Linked DNA regions of Homo sapiens: region 2 is linked to region 1. A link is an interaction called in ENCODE POLR2A ChIA-PET data of the cell type or tissue named here. Cell type or tissue: OCI-LY7. All regions are shown on one strand.

Region 1 (8,000 bases):
AGGCTAAGGTGGGTGGATCACCTGAGGTCATGAGTTCAAGACCAGCCTGACCAATATGGTGAAACCCTGTCTTTACTAAACATACAAAACTTAGCCAGGTGTGGTGGCATATGCCTGTAGTCCCAGCTACTCAGAAGGCTGAGACAGGAAAATTGCTTGAACCCAGGAGGTGAAGGTTGCAGTAAGCCAAGATCGTGCCACTGCCCTCCAGCCTGGGCAACAGAGCAAGACTCTGTCTCAAAAACAAACAAAAAGGCCAGGCACAGTGGCTCACGCCTGTAATCCCAGCGCTTTGGAAGGCTGAGGCAGGCGGATCACGAGGTCAGGAGTTCGACACCAGTCTAGCCAATATGGTGAAACCCCGTCTCTACTCAAAATACAAAAATTAGCCAGGCGTGGTGGCGCACACCTGTAGTCCCAGCTACTCAGGAGGCTGGGGCAGGAGAATCTCTTGAACCTGGGAGGTGGAGGTTGCGGTGAGCCGAGATCATGCTACTGCACTCTGGCCTGGGTGACAGAGCGAGACTGTCTCAAAAAAAAAAAACAAAAAAACTGAGACTATAATTTATAAAGAAAAGAAGTTGAATTGGCTCACAGTTCTGCAGGCTGTACAGCAAGAATAGTGGCTTCTGCTTCTGTGGAGGCCTCAGGAAACTTACAATCATGGCAGAGGGTGAAGGGGAAGCAGGCACGTCTTACATGGCTGGAGCAGGAGAAAGGTGGGGGAAGGTGCCGTCCACTTTTAAACAACCAGATTTTGTGAGAACTCAATCACGAGAACCACACTAAGAGGATGGTGCTAAACCGCTCATAAGAAATCACCCCCATGATCCAGTCACCTCCGACCCGGCCCCACCTCCAACATTGAGGATTACAGTTCGACATGAGATTTGGGTGGGAACACAGATCCAAACCATATCAGTCTCTCCTCAAATAATTTTTTTTTTTGGTAATTGTATTGCTCTGTGAAATCAAAAAAATCTGGGAATCATTGTTCTAACACCAATCCCAGAGATCTGCTAATTCCTGAGTTGCCCTGAACCCTTAAAGATGATGCCATTTCCACTCTGAGAACCCAGGCATTTGCCATTGATTTCCTGAAGGCAAAGACCTGAAGGGGGAACATCAGTCAAGAGAGTCCTTGCTACCTTCTGCCACAGCTGTCATTCTTGACCCCAAGAGCAATGATTGGAAAGTAAATGCCCTACTTCAGTCTTGTCCTTGACACTGATGGATAATTTTGGAATATCTGGCGTTGTGTGAATATCTTCAGGCAACTGATAGTAATGTAGTCTTACTAACTGCCACAGGGTACAGCTAATGTTCCCGAATGAATAAAGCAGTGAAAGAGAGCAGTCGATGAGCTTTTAGACCCAATTCTTTTGATGGGTTCACCATATTTCTTCCTACTCCAGTAAGGTTGCTCATGTTTGTGATGCAGGTTACGTCGCTGGATTTGTAGACTTGGAGGTGAGCAACAGACCAGACCTCTATGATGTGTTTGTGAATCTGGCAGAGAGTGAGATTACCATTGCTCCCCTTGCAAAAGGTTTGTTCTCTGTTCTGTTCTTGATACAAGATATAAGCCAAACAGTTGTACATTTTTAGGCTGATTCTCTAAAACCAGTATGTGAGGGCTGGCTTACCAACTCTGCTGAAGATGGATATTTCCGTGTCTAGAACACAACATTTATTCCTATAAACATAGACATATTAGCAGAACATCCCGGGTGCTTATGCAGCAGAGTGTATATTAAGAAGTTAAATAGTCTGTTCATCTTGTTTCACTACTTTTGTGTTTAAACAAGGTGTATTATCTACTGCCACATAACAAATCACTTCAGAACTTAGCGGTTTATTTTCTTAATTTTGAAATGTTTCTGAGTCATACAGAACTCAGTGGTTTAAAACAACACATATTCCTTTTTCTTTTCTTCTTCTTTTTTTTTTTGGCAGAGTCTTGCTCTATTTCCCAGGCTGGAGTGCAGTGGCCTGATTTTGGCTCACTGCAGCCTATGCCTCCCGGGTTCAGGTGATTGTCATGTCTCAGCCTCCCGAGTAGTTGGGTTTACAGGCATGCACCACCATGCTCAGCTAATTTTTTTTTTTTTGAGATGGAGTCTTATGCCCAGGCTGGAGTGCAATGGCACGATCTTGGCTCACTGCAACCTCCGCCTCCCAGGTTCAAGTGATTCTCCTGCCTCAGCTTCCCGAGTAGCTGGGATTACAGGCACCCGCCACCGCACCCAGCTAATTTTGTATTTTTAGTTAGTGATGGGGTTTCACCATGTTGGTCAGCTGGTCTTGAACTCCTGACTTCATGATCTGCCTGTCTTGGCCTCTCAAAGTGCTGGGATTACTTACATATGTGAGCCACTGCGCCTGGCCTAATTTTTGTATTTTTACTTGAGACAGGGTTTCACCATGTCGGCCAGGCTGGTCTCGAATTCCTAGCCTCAAGTGATCCACTGGCCTCAGCCTCTCAAAGTGCTGGGGTTACAGGCGTGAGCCATCATGTTCTAAAACAACACATATTTATCTCACAGTTTTGGCGGATCAGGAATGACTTATGTAGAGGTAGTTTGGCTCAGGAAGTTTCAGTCACGATATCCCAGAGCCACAGTCATCTGAAGGCTCCACTGGGGCTGGAACATCCGCTTTCAATGTGCATGGCTGTTGGCAGGAGGCCTCAGTTCCTTCTGCCATGGGCCTCTCCATAGGGTTGCTTGAGTGTTCTTACAATATGACAGCTGGCTCCCCAGGAGTGAGTGACCCGAGAGAGAAAAGGAAGTCACAGTGCGTTTTATAATCTTGCCTTGATAGTCACCATTACTTCCTCCATATGCTATTTGTTAGAAGCAAATCACTAAGTTTAGTCAACACTTGAGAGAGGAATGTCTCCACCTCTTGAAGAAAGGAGTATCAAAAAATATGTAGGCGTTTATCACTACACAGGGTTAAATGTGACTCCAGTATGGAAAATCTTTTTGAAGCATGTCTTAGTAAGCATAAGGGAATGAAGCTGTTCTTAGAGCTAATGATCAGGAAAGGGTGTACTAGTGTTAGAGTGGCATTCTTAGACATTCTAAATTGTTCCAAATTAGGCCGGCCATGGTGGCTCACGCCTGTAATCCCAGCACTTTGGGAGGCCAAGGCGGGTGGATCACGAGGTCAGGAGATCGGGACCAGCCTGGCTAACACGGTGAAACCCCGTCTCTACCAAAAATACAAAAAATTAGCCGGGCGTGGTGGCAGGCGCCTCTAGTCCCAGCTACTCGGGAGGCTGAGGCAGGAGAATCAGTTGAACCCGGGAGGCAGAGCTTGCAGTGAGCCGAGATCGCGCCACTGCACTCCAGCCTGGGTGACAAAGCAAGACTCTGTCTCAAATAAATAAATAAATAAATAAATTGTCCCAAATTACAGCTACATAAAGTAGAAAAGATTGGCTTAAATGCGTGTTGAGCACTACTCAGGTAGTGGTTTTAGATGGGATTACTGATTAACAGCTTTGTTTTGTCACTTATCTTTCTCCTAAAAGTGGGGGCAGCTGAATGCTGACTCATTGGGAATTGTTAGATTCGATTATGTGAGGTTTTATTGAAAAATTCAAATTAATAGAACCATAACTGGCTTTCCTTTAATTCGTTTTAAAATTGCAAACATAATGCATGCTCATGATGAAAAATTCAAACTATGGGGTCAGATCTTTACGAAATAACTGCCTTTTGCAAAGCGAAAGTGAAAGAAAACTGGCTGTGGCTAGGGCCACTTAAGCAGCTGAAGCATTAGGACCAGAAAGGGTGGCCATCTTCCTGCTGCCCTGTGTTGCTCTGTGTCTATAAAAATGGGCTCATCCTAATCCGCACCAGTTGAATGGAGTCTGTCTCTTGAAGTGACAAACAAGTTTCTGTTAACCTCCTCAGTGCAGACAGTAGCAATGTATGTAACCAGGCTAACTTAGGTGGTTTCCTTTGCTCATTTCTAAGAATCTAAACGAATTGAGCGCCCAGCTGGCTTCTGCAGAACTGACAGGAAGCTCCTCTTTCACAATATTCCCGCCAAAAAGATACATTTCTTAACTGTAAAGAGCTGGACTAGAACGTCAGACTCTTGGCTTATAGTCATGACTTAGTTGTAGTCAGAATTGTTCATTATGCTTTGTCTGGGAAGAAAAATAAAAATTTTGGTCAGGTGGGTGTGAAGGGGAAATCTGGTTTGGTGTGATGTGTTTTTATGTTTGCCCAGAAGTATAAATCACGATTATATTATGCCTTTCCTCCCAGCATGTTGTCATATTTGTGTCTAGTGATAAAATGGACATGTGGGAGGTTATCAGCTGCTTTTTGAAAATTCCCTCAGTGTGGTCTTCCAAGTTTTCAGATAGATGGCATGATTATTTTTTATGTCGATTTCTAAATATTCACCTTCTTGATCTCACCAGAGGCCATGGCAATGGGCAAACTGCACAAAGAAATGGGTCAGCTAATTGTTCAGTCTGCAGAAGATCCAGAGAAATCAGAGAGCCACGTTATACAGGTAACTCCCTCACCTTCTGACTTACTGAAAGTCCTGACCCGGTGTCGCTGGGTGGTGTGCGGCAGAGCTGTGCACATAAGCAGAGTGGGGGGCTGTGGTAGAGGCCAGCGGGCAGGTGCTTAGAGAGGGTTTACAGACGGCCACAGTGATGATGGACAAGCAGGTGCAGGCTGGCCTGATCTAGTTAGTTACTGGGCTCGAGGGCAGGTATACACAGGGGCTGGTGCTGACACCGACCGCTGGCAATGAGAAATGTAACTACCAAGTGGTCTGGAAGGCTTTTCTGGGCCAGCCAGTGCATTCTTTCTTCCTAGGAGAATTTCCCTGGAGGAACAAATTATAAAGGGGAGGTTGTTGCTGAGCATGGGGAACTAGATTGTCAAAATTTTGCTTTGCTTGTCTCCAGGACAACAGAAATCATGCAGTCAGACTCCTGTCCCACTTAGTGACTGTTGCCACATGCCGCAGAGCCAGCTCCTTGCTGGTGTCTACCTGGCATGCTGACCAGCGTCCATGTGGCCCAGTGGGCACCTGCTCTGCCCTTGCCAAACTGGGATGGCAAATGGGTTTTATTTCTTGTGCTTTCCACGTGGTGGCCTGCAGCCCGCCCAGCTCCTTGCATTTGGCCTGTTCCCAGCTCCTTGCTCCTCTCCTGAAGGATACACTTCCAGCGTTGCCTTATCTAGATGCCTGACTCATAACCTGGGGCTGGAGGGCCCAGAAGGACTGTCTCCCATCTGCACCTGTCCTACCTGGGGGTACGGGGGCACCTCTGATATGCAGGCTTTACTCATTCGGCCCAACCTGATGCCTTCTTCATTTATCCATTCATTTACTCAGTGTTTCTTGAGCTCTGTTTGTTAGGCATTGCACTGGCAGTGGGGATGCAGTGGTGAGCAAATCCCTGCCCTCATGGAGTCTGTAATTTAGTGGAGTAGATGCACAGAAAATAATAAATGACAAGATAATTACAGCCCATGTTAGGTGCTGTGACAGAAGGGGTTGAGGTGGAGAATATTGGGGGATGGGTAGGCCAGATCTCTAAGGAGGTGACATGTCAGCGGAAAGATGAGAGGGGCCATTTCTCTGCAGTGCTGGTGGCCTGGCCAGCTGTGAGCAGGAAGAGTGGGCTGATCTTGCCCTGAGGACCTGAACACTGGAGACTCTGGGGCCGCTTCTTTCCTACCATGGGAATCCTCACTGCCCACCTACCCCCAACATTAGAGTAAAGACATATTCTTACAATATCAGCAACATATGTGAATCTGAGTTTTGCATTACTGTGTTGTTCACAGACTAAAAGTGCTACCTAGATGACTTAGTATGACGTATGAGACCTTGGGGAGGGCAAGTGAAAGTGCTGGGAATGCTGTAAGGGTTCAAAAATACATGAATGAATTAATGATGTCAGCAAACAAGGAAGAAGACGTGACTTTTTTTTCCCTTTTTTGAGTTTCACTGTCGCCCAGGGTGGAGTGCAGTGGTGCAATCTTGGCTCACTGCAACCTCCACCACGTGGGTTCAAACGATTCTCCTGCCTCAGCCTCCCACGTAGCAGGCACTGGGATTACAGGGGCCTGCCACCACACCTGACTAATCTTGCATTTTTAGTAGAGATGGGGTTTCACCACGCTGACCAGGCTGATCTTGAACTCCTGACCTCAAGTGCTCCGCCTACCTCAGCCTCCCAGAGTGCTGGGGATTACAGGCATGAGCCACCACGCCTGGCCAGAAGACATGATTTTTTTTTTTTTTTTTGGAGACAGAGTCTCGCTCTGTTGCCTAGGCGGGAGTGCAGTGGCGTGATCTTGGCTCACTGCAACCTCTGCCTCCCAGGTTCAAGCGATTCTCCTGCCTCAGCCTCCCGAGTAGCTGGGACCATAGGCATGCACCACCATGCCTGGCTAATTTTTTTGTATTTTTAGTAGAGGCAGGGTTTCACCATGTTGGTCAGGCTGGTCTTGAACTTCTGACCTCAAATGATCCACCTGCCTCGGCCTCCCAAAGTGCTGAGATTACAGGCGTGAGCCACCATGCCTGGCCAGAAGACATGATTTTAATGAGTGCTTTAGTGAGTCCTCAGCCACCCAAAAGGAATAAAGCCTGCGTGGCAGGTGCCGGGTTACTTATCCCAGGCAGAAGAGGACTTTTGGGAAGAGATTCCTTCAAAAAAACAATAGCAGCATTTCTCAAAAAGTTAAACATCAAGTTACCATATGATTTAGCAATGCTGTTTCTGGGTATATACCCAAAATAATTGAAAGCAGGGACTCGGCCAGGCCCGGTGGCTCATGCATGTAATCCCAGCACTTTGGGAGGCCGAGGCGGGCGGATCACCTGAGGTCAGGAGTTCAAGACCAGCCTGGCCAACATGGTGAAACCCATCTCTACTAAAAATACAAAAATTAGCCGGGTGTGGTGGTGGGCGCCTGTTAATCCCAGCGACTTGGGAAGCCGAGGCAGGAGAATCGCTTCAACCCGGGAGGCGGGGGTTGCAGCGAGCCGAGATTGTGCCATTGCACTCCAGCCTGGGCAACAAGAGCAAAACTGTCTCAAAAAAAAAAAAAAAAAAAAAAAAGAAAAAGAAAAGAAACGATACTGTAAAAATATAGCATTATCATCTTATGGGACTACCATTGTAAATGTGGTCCCTGGTTGACCAAAACGTCATTATGTGGTGCATGACTGTACTCGTATGGAAATATCCATAGCAGTGTTACTCACAGTAGCCAAAACGTGGCAGAAGCAACCCAGTGTCCTTCAGCAGATGAATGGGCAAGCAAAATGTAGTCTTTATATACAGTAGAATATTACTCAGCTTAAAAAGGAATGGAATGTTTTGAATGTGGCTTTTGTTGGGGGGGAGAAAAGGAATAGAATTCTGATACATGCTATAGCATGGATGAACCTTGAAACCATGCTAATGAAATAAGCCAGACACTAAAGGGTAAATGTTGTATGATTCCACTTATATGAGCTATCTAGAGCAGACAAATTCACAGAGTTAGACGGCAGAATAGAGGTTCCCAGGGGCTAAGCGAGGGGAAATGGGGTTATTGTGTAATGGGTAGAGTTTCTGTTTGTGATGGTGAAACGTGCTGGAAATAGTGGTGATGGTTGTGCAACGCTGCAAATGTACTTAATGCCACTGAATTATACACTCAGAAAATGACTAAAATTGTAAAAAAAAAAAAAAAAAAAAAAAAACCAAAACCACACACTATGATTTTTCTAAGTTAATTTTGTTTCATTTTTCCTAATTTTTTCTTTAAAAAGAATTATCAGGCCAGATGCAGTGGCTCAGATCTATAATCCCAGCAGTTTGGGAAGCCAAGGTGGGCAGATTGCTTGAGCCCAGGAGTTTGAGACCAGCCTGGGCAACATGGTGAAACCCCATCTCTACAAAAAGTATTTAAAAATTAGCTGGGTGTGGTGGCGCATGCCTGTAGTCCCAGCTACTCAGG
Region 2 (8,000 bases), 370 kb after region 1:
ACTGCCTGAGTCACTGTGCTATAAACAGAGTCCACAACCCAGAGAAAGACCTGGGACTTTAGGTTTTCTTTAAACTGTTAAACTAGCGCCTGCCCATCCCCTGGTGCCCTTCTAGTCTTGCCCGAGTCCTCCAGCTGCTCAGCAAGACCCTGCCTCCTTAAGCCCCTGTCCTGTGCCACACTAGAGCAGTCATCTATCTTGTAGCCATCCTGTAATTCCAGGTGTGATTGTAATTTGCTGAGGTTTACAGAAAAAAAAAACAAACTTTTTTTTAATCCCAGAAAATACAAAAATCATAGCCAGGGCTGAGGTGGGGGATGAGAAACGCCATTACTCCTTCATGGCCTCCCACCGACGTGCTAAGCAAGCGTCACCATCTGCCTTATTCAGCCCTTCCAGGCACAAGAGTCCCCAAGGGGAAACTTTCAGAGGCTCACCTAGTTCAAAGTCTGCAATGAACGCTCAAATGTGACTAATGAAACCAGTTGCACGAAGGTCCCACCTGGCACCCAGCCTCAGTCCTGTACCCACTCCCACCCCAGGTCCACGCAGATGGGACCCACCACTCTAAGCAGGATGCGGTGCGACCCAAGCGTCTCGTGTGAAGTCTGCATGTGGGAGAGGAACATCCTGTTTGCCTGTAGTGGCTCTGAGGCTCAGACTTCAAAGTAGAGAAGAAAAAAGGCCGGTGCTGGGGGCACCCAGGGCAGAGGAGGAGGGGGAGGGAAGGAGGCTGCTTCGGCTGGGAGGAAGCTCAGGGGCTGCACCGGGCTGGCAGGACTCGACCCCGAGATCCCGAGATCCCAAGGCTGCCAGCAAGCCTGAGGGGAGGGGGCTGCGAACTATTTATTAAGAGCATAAGGGCCACTCCCTACTGGGGCAGGTGTGAAATGCCCCACGAGTGCAGAAGTCCCTCAGGCAGAGGTTTCCTCCTCTGAGAGCCCTTGCCCATCTCCCGTGCTGCTGCAGTGACTGGGAGGCAGCTGTGGCTGTTGGACCCAGACAGGCTGGAGAAAGGAGAGGATGTCGCCCCCAAAGCCCTCGTGCGCCTGGGCTGTGGGAAGCCTGATTGCTTTACATGGGGTGCACGGGCAGACTTCTGACTGCCACCGGCCAACGACCCCCTGGGCCTGGCTCAGGAGCACACAGCAACAGGGTGCTCCTGGGACGGGGCTCAGCAAAGGTGACTTAGAGGATGGAGAATGCAACTAAGGCCGGGTGCGGTGGCTCATGCCTGAAACTCCAGCACTTTGGGAGGCTGAGGCGGGCGGATAGCAAAATCCTGTCTCTACTAAAAATATAAAAATTAGCAGGGCTTGGTGGCACCCACCTGTAGTCCCAGCTACTAAGGAGGCTGAGGTGGGAGGATCACCTAAGCCCGCGGAGGTTGAGGCTGCAGTGAGCTAAGATCACGCCACTGCACTCCATCCTGGGTGATAGAGCCAGACCCTGTCTCAAAAAAAAAAAAAAAAGAGAATGCACCTAAAACTTTCTTCCAAGAAAGTGGCCAGAGATCGTGTGCCCAGCTACTGGCCAGAGCCTCATCTATCACAGGGAAAAGAGCTGTGACTGGGGCCCAGTAAGTGTTTACCAGTGGCTGAAGAGAAATCGTGCGCTGTGCAGCAGCAGAGGCTGGGGAAATGAACCCGGCTAGTACCAACGCGGCTGCAGTGCCCTCCAGCCCTGCGCTGGGCAGCGTGTGGGCATTCTTTCATTCAGTTCTCCCTCCAGCGCTCTGAAGACCCCCATTTGACAGAGGAAGAAACGAGGGGCTTAGGGGTTCCTCACAGTTCTGGAGGCTAGAAGTCCAAGTCAAGGTGCCATCAGGGTTGGTTTCTCCTGAGGCCGCTGTCCTCGGCTCGTAGACCACACCTTCTCCCTGCGTCTTCACAGGGTCTCCCCGGTGCACGTGTGTCCTTACCTCCTCTTCTCACAAGGACACTAGTCAGATTGGGTTAGAGCTCACCTCAATGTCCTTGTTTAATGTTAATTACCCCTTTAAAGCCCTATCTCCAAATAAAGTCACATTCTGGGGATTAGGACTTCAACATATGGATTAGGGAGGGGAGCACAGTTCAGCCCATAACAGTGAGCAAAAGAGAAGGGCGGAAGGCCAGCCCTGGCAGGCTCTGCAGCCCCCACTCCCAACCATGAGGCCATCTGCCACTCGCATGGCAGGACAATAAAAACGAGGGCTGCAAAGAGAGTAACATGGAAAACTGCCCGTGAATGTTAAATGACTGATACTAAATTTTAAAAACACACCCTATCTAAAAACAATGATCCCAAATACGTTCTTTTTTGTTGTTGTTGTTTGCTTTTTTGAGATGGAGTCCCACTCTGTCACCCAGGCTGGAGTGCAGTGGCACGATCTTGGCTCACTGCAAACTCCGCCTCCTGGGTTCAAGCGATTCTCCTGCTTCTGCCTCCTGAGTAGCTGTGATTACAGGTGTGCGCCACCACACCCAGCTAAGTAGAGACGGGGTTTCACCACATTGACCAGGCTGGTCTCAAACTCCTGACCTCAGGTGATCCACCCTCCTAGGCCTCCCAAAGTGCCGGGATTACAGGCATGAGCCACCACGCCCGGCTCCAAATACATTCTTTAAGAGTGTATCCATGTGTCTAAGTGAGAAACAATATGTCCCCAAAGGTCAGTAGTGGGGTGAATGGTGTTCCCCCAAACTTACATTCACCTCGAATCTCAGAATGGACCTCATTTGAAAAGAGGGTTGCATAAGGGTCTCAAAATAAAATCATACTGCATTTAGGGTAGGCCCTAAATCCAGGGACTGGGTGTCCTTATCAGAAGAGGAGGGGACACACTGAGGGAAGAAGGCGTGTGAAGGCAGAGGGAGACATCGGTGATGCAGCCACGTGCCAAGGAGCGCTAAGGAGTGCCGGCAGCCACCAGCAGTCTGTAAGCTGAAGGGGCAAGTAAGCACCCCCCACACCCTCTCGCCACCACCCACCAGAGTCTTGTGGAGAACAGGGCCCTGCCAACACCTTGATGTCATATTTTCAATCCGTTTCTGCTGAGCGAATACGTTTCTGCTGTTTGAAGCCACTTGACTTGGGGTCATTGCTTATGACAGTCCAAGGAGGCTCATCCAGTTGGCTTGTTGATTTCACCTCACCCCGGCTCAAACACAGAAAATGAGATGGGCCTAGGGGTCCCAGACAGTTCCAACAAGCAGGGATCCCTGAGGGGGAGACATGACCTCACCAGGTTTGGACTGTGATGGGCACCTGAACAACACGGTCAGACTCCTTAAGGGTCCACAAGGCAGAGAAAGAAGAAAATGGAGCTATCTGGGCTAAGCAGGAGGCCGCAGGTGAGTGGAAGACACGGGAACAGAGCTGAGGCCACCATCCGTCCAACAAACGGCTGCTGGTGAAGCGGAAAACTCAAGTTGGCGGCTGAGCTGCATTCTGCATCTTTTTTTTTTTTTTTTTTTTTTTTTGGCCAAGACAGCTGCGGCTTAGCAAGCTTTGGGGTTTTGGCAGCCCCACATCTGCAAGCTGCACGCCTGGACTGTAAACTGTTTAGCATCGTTGCCTTGGGATCCAATCCTACAGGCTGCTGGAAGTGAGACTCGGACAAAAATGAGGAGGGAGGCTTCCTGCAGATGTGCAACTCTGCACAACCGTCCTGCAGAACAAGGTCTTTATATCACCAAGCCACCTCCTCTCCAGATCCCAGACATTGCCATGGCTGAGCAGGATTTGCCTTCCTGAAAGAAAAATATCCATGCAGTGCCCCAACTTCAGACTGTTCCAAATGTGCCGCTCCAGGAAAGGACGTCCCCCTGACGCATACTCATCTGTGCAGAAACGAGGACCTCAACCAGCCTTGAAGGCCCCTCTGTGAATATTGCGTCACTGTCTCCATTCATTGCGTTTCAAGCCTAATAAATATTTTAACACTTCTCAGAAGACAAGTACAGAAGACCTAAACAAAACATGCATCCTCTCTTCTCTTCAAAACCCTCTGCCATTTTATTTTAATCCAGCACAGGAGGAAAAAAATCATTCCTTAAGGCAATGAAAGTTTAATTAGCGGGATATCATATCTGCTTTAAGAACTTGGTTTCGCTTGTATATGAAAATCGCTGAAAGAAGGTGGAAGCACCGCCGTCTCTGAATTGCGGCTCTAGAATGCGTCCTCTCTTCACACACATGGACTACAGACGTGCTTTTGTACCCACGCGAGGAGACAGAAAGGGGGAAGAAAGGAAGCTCCTGTCCCTCCAGCCCTCAGAAGTGGCTGGGCATTGACGAGGCTGTCGGGGCAAGGCGCAAACAGGGATGTGCCTACCCCCTAAAGTGAAGACCACCTCCCTCTCAAGTGGGAACGGGCTGCACCCAGGAGGAGGTCTGAGGGCAGCTGGCAGACAGCAGATGAGCAGACGAAGCAGCTCAAGTCAGCCCTTGCCCCAGAGCGCCAGGACGGGCCACACAGAAGGCTCTGTCGCCTTGCACGGCTCTCCAGCTTCACGACAGACCAGCCAGAGATGGACAGTGTGCCAGGGGTGGGATTGGAACTCCAGAAGGAGTCTGGACACCAGCGGGATCAGAGAGACCTCGCTTGGACGATATCCCCTCCCAAGCTCACGGGTTCACGCGTGTGGCGGTCACACGTGTGGAGCGGATTGTCCGCTTTTTTCTACCGTCCACACGATTCAAATTCCAGGCCCAAATGACATGACTCACTTTCTGCTGGGGGTGAAGGCATTTTAATTTTGCCTTTTGCCATCGGAAGGGGAGTTGAATGCTCCTCTGAGTGCCACTCTCCCCTCCTCTTCCCCCAAATACTTTTATTTATTTATTTTTTTTGAGACGGAGTCTCACTCTGTCGCCAGGCTGGAGTGCAGCGGCGCGATCTCAGCTCACCGCAACCTCCAACTCCCTGATTCAAGCAACTCTCCTGCCTCAGCCTCCCAAGTAGCTGGAATTACAGGCACGTGCCACCACACCCAGCTAATTTTTGTATTTTTAGTAGAGACGGGGTTTCACCATGTTAGCCAGGCTGGTCTCAATCTCTTGACTTTGTCATCCTCCCGCCTCAGCCACCCAAAGTGCTGGGATTACAGGCGTGAGCCACCATGCCCAGCACCAAATACCATTTTAAAGTTGCAAGAAACATCTCAAAGTATCTCGAATACTGCCCTTCCCATCCTGACCCTCGTGAGGCAGATGGCTACGGTGTACACAGACAGCCAACCTCCCTTCTGTTTGAACAAAAAACCACACCTGCCCTTTCTAGCGGAGCATGCTGGAAAATACCCATTTCTTCCCTGCATTTGATCTTTTGGAGCAAATGTCACCTGGCACCCATAAGACTGACACATCCTAAGTCCCTGGCTCTGGCCACCACCACAGCCTCTGCCACCACCCAGGAGAGGGGACCATGGTCATGCAGGGGCACTCAGGCCAAGGTCCTGTTTGGAGAAATAATGGGGCAAGGGAGAGAATGGGCCCCCAAATGACTGCCACAGGCCGGACAGCCCCTCTCTCACCCTCCGAGGCCCTCAATAGCTGGCCCACCCCTCTTACTTACGTTGAAAAAGGAAGCATTTTTCCCCTCTTACGTTCTGGGAAAACTCAAAGAAACTGCATTGCTAAAAAGGGACCCCATTCATGGCTCCTTTCTCTGTCAAGGATGTGGCTGGGAGCACTAGCATCTCACCCAAGGCTTTTTTTTTTTTTTTTTTTTTTTGAGACAGAGTCTCACTCTGTTGCCCAGGCTGGAGTGCTGTGGCATGATCTCAGCTCAGTGCAACCTCTCCCTTCCAGGTTCAATTGATTCTCCCGACCCAGACTCCCAAGTAGCTGGGATTATAGGCACATGCAACCATGTCCGGCTACTTTTTGTATTTTTAGTAGAGACGGGGTTTCACCACGTTGGCCAGGCTGGTCTCAAACTCCTGACCTCAGGTGATCCGCCCACCTCAGCCTCCCAAACTGCTGGTTTTCCATTTTTTTTGTAAGCACCAGAGGCTGAGGACTTCTTTTTGAGTGGAGAAGGCCACCTCATCTCTGCTTTTCCAGGCTAGAGTTTAGCACCAGATCCAAAGCCTCGGGAAGGCACCCTAGCAGACGCAAACTCTGCTTGTGTATTTATTTATTTTGAGACAGAGTTTCGCTCTTGTCACCTAGGCTGGAGTGCAATGGCACGATCTCGGCTCACTGCAACCTCCACCTCCCGGGTTCAAGCGATTTTCCTGCCTCAGCCTCCTGAGTAGCTGAGAATACAGGCGTGCACCACCATGTCCGGCTAATTTTTTTGTATTATTCGTAGAGACGAAGTTTCACCATGTTGGCCAGGCTAGTCTCGAACTCCTGAACTCAGCTAATCCACCCGCCTCGGCCTCCCAAAGTGCTGGGATTATAGGCATGAGCCACTGTGCCCGGCCCAAAATCTGCTTTTAAGTGTAGGCATGGGGACCCCTGATATTCATGGAAGAAGAATGAGCACCCCACAACCCCAAACCCATGCCCTTCTCTTCCATGGACTGAGAAAGCCACGAAGCTGCCATGTGCAATGATCTGGACCTTTCTATCTTCATCAAGCTCATGGCTGTTCCAGACCATGCTGCGCTGTATATAGAACTTAAACCAAAGGCTTCTGAGCAAGAAAGGTGTGTAAACTGGGGCTAAGAAATGTGCCAGAGGAGAATTTTGTTTTAAATCTTTCATATGGAACAACTTTAAGTCACTGAGCAGACTTCAATGTGTTCCATTCTTCAATGTTTGAGTACAGCCTGAAAGGACCAATAACGTCATCGATTTCCTGCTAAGAAGAGAGAAGGAGCGGCAGGACTGGGGGATCTTAACTTTTCACTTCATACCCACCTGGACACATGAATTTTCTTTTCTTTATCTTAACAATAAGCATGTACTAATTCAATAACTTAAGATAATTTTAGGCCAGACACTGTGGCTCACACCTGTAATCACAGCAGCACTTTAGGAAGCCAAGGCTGGAGGATTGCTTGAGCCCAGGAGTTCAAGACCGGCCTGGGCAACATAGTAAGACCCCATCCCTAGAAAAATATATTTTAAAAATTAGCCAAGTGTGGTGGCACATGCCTATAGTCCCAGCTACTCAGCAGTCTAAGGTTAGAGGATGGATCGAGCCTGGGAGGTCAAGGCTACAGTGAGCCATGATGGTGCCACTGTATTCCAGCCTCGATGACAGAGGGAGACCCAGTATAAAAAAAATTAAAATAGGCAGGGCGCAGTGGTTCATGCCTGTAATCCCAGCACTTTGGGAGGCTGAGGTGGGCAGATCACTTGAGGTCAGGAGTTCATAAATACCTTATTATTATAACCTCCACTTCACAAATGAGAAAAGCTAGGCACGGAGAGGGAGCAAGTCTTGTCCACAATCTCACAGTAACTAAATTCTAAAGTGAAAGAAGGCCGGGCACAGTGGCTTATGCCTCCAATCCCAACACTTTGGGAGGTCAAGATGGGAGGATTGCTTGAGGCCAGGAGTTTGAGACCAGCCTGGGCAACATAGTGAGACCCCATCTTTACAAAAAATTAAAAAAAAAAATCTGAGCATGTTGACGCTCGCCTGTAGTATCAGCTACTTGGGAGGCTGAGGTGGGAGGATTGCTTGAGCCCAGGAGGTCAAGGCTACAGTGAGCCAAGATCACACCACTGTACTCCAGCCTGGGTGACAGAGTGAGACCCTGCCTCAAAAATATATATATAAATAAAGTCAAAGAAGTTGGGGTAGGGGCAGCAGGGGGAGTCAGATCTAAGGAAATAAGGCTGTAGTTATCAGTGACTTTTTAACACCAGGGCATTGAACGCTCATAGACTGCTTGGCAGCGCAGCTCAGAGAGGTAGCAGAGTATTTGCCCAAAGCCCCATGTTACAGATGGGGACTCAGAAGCCACAGTAAGAAACAGAACCCTCCTGGGGTCAGACAGCGGCAGGGCTGGACTAGAATCCCCCACTTCTGCCTCTGGTGCTCAGGGCCAAGCTCA

What was found. Peaks named below come from ENCODE experiments on the same cell type or tissue, not always from the same donor. Only the 100,000 strongest peaks of a DNase experiment are listed, where the experiment ranks them.
Region 2: POLR2A ChIA-PET joins it to region 1 with 15 read pairs; 2 of 35 experiments call an interaction of 5 or more read pairs at or near these places.

Annotation. Positions count from the first base shown.
Region 1 is chr10:119,128,074-119,136,073 of GRCh38, forward strand. It overlaps DENND10 (DENN domain containing 10), which reads left to right. Exons shown (of 9, transcript NM_207009.4): 7 at 1,442-1,549; 8 at 4,442-4,536. Among named protein-coding and RNA genes, the nearest start is that of DENND10, 28 kb to the left of the region's middle. In OCI-LY7, no CTCF peak of the experiment used is centred here; DNase peaks (open chromatin) are centred at 3,758 and 4,008; H3K4me3 peaks cover 811 bases; H3K27ac peaks cover 1,351 bases.
Region 2 is chr10:119,501,884-119,509,883 of GRCh38, forward strand. All of the region lies in intron 4 of RGS10 (regulator of G protein signaling 10), which reads right to left. Among named protein-coding and RNA genes, the nearest start is that of RGS10, 37 kb to the right of the region's middle. RefSeq lists an enhancer at 7,930-8,000. In OCI-LY7, no CTCF peak of the experiment used is centred here; a DNase peak (open chromatin) is centred at 588; H3K4me3 peaks cover 1,151 bases; H3K27ac peaks cover 1,255 bases.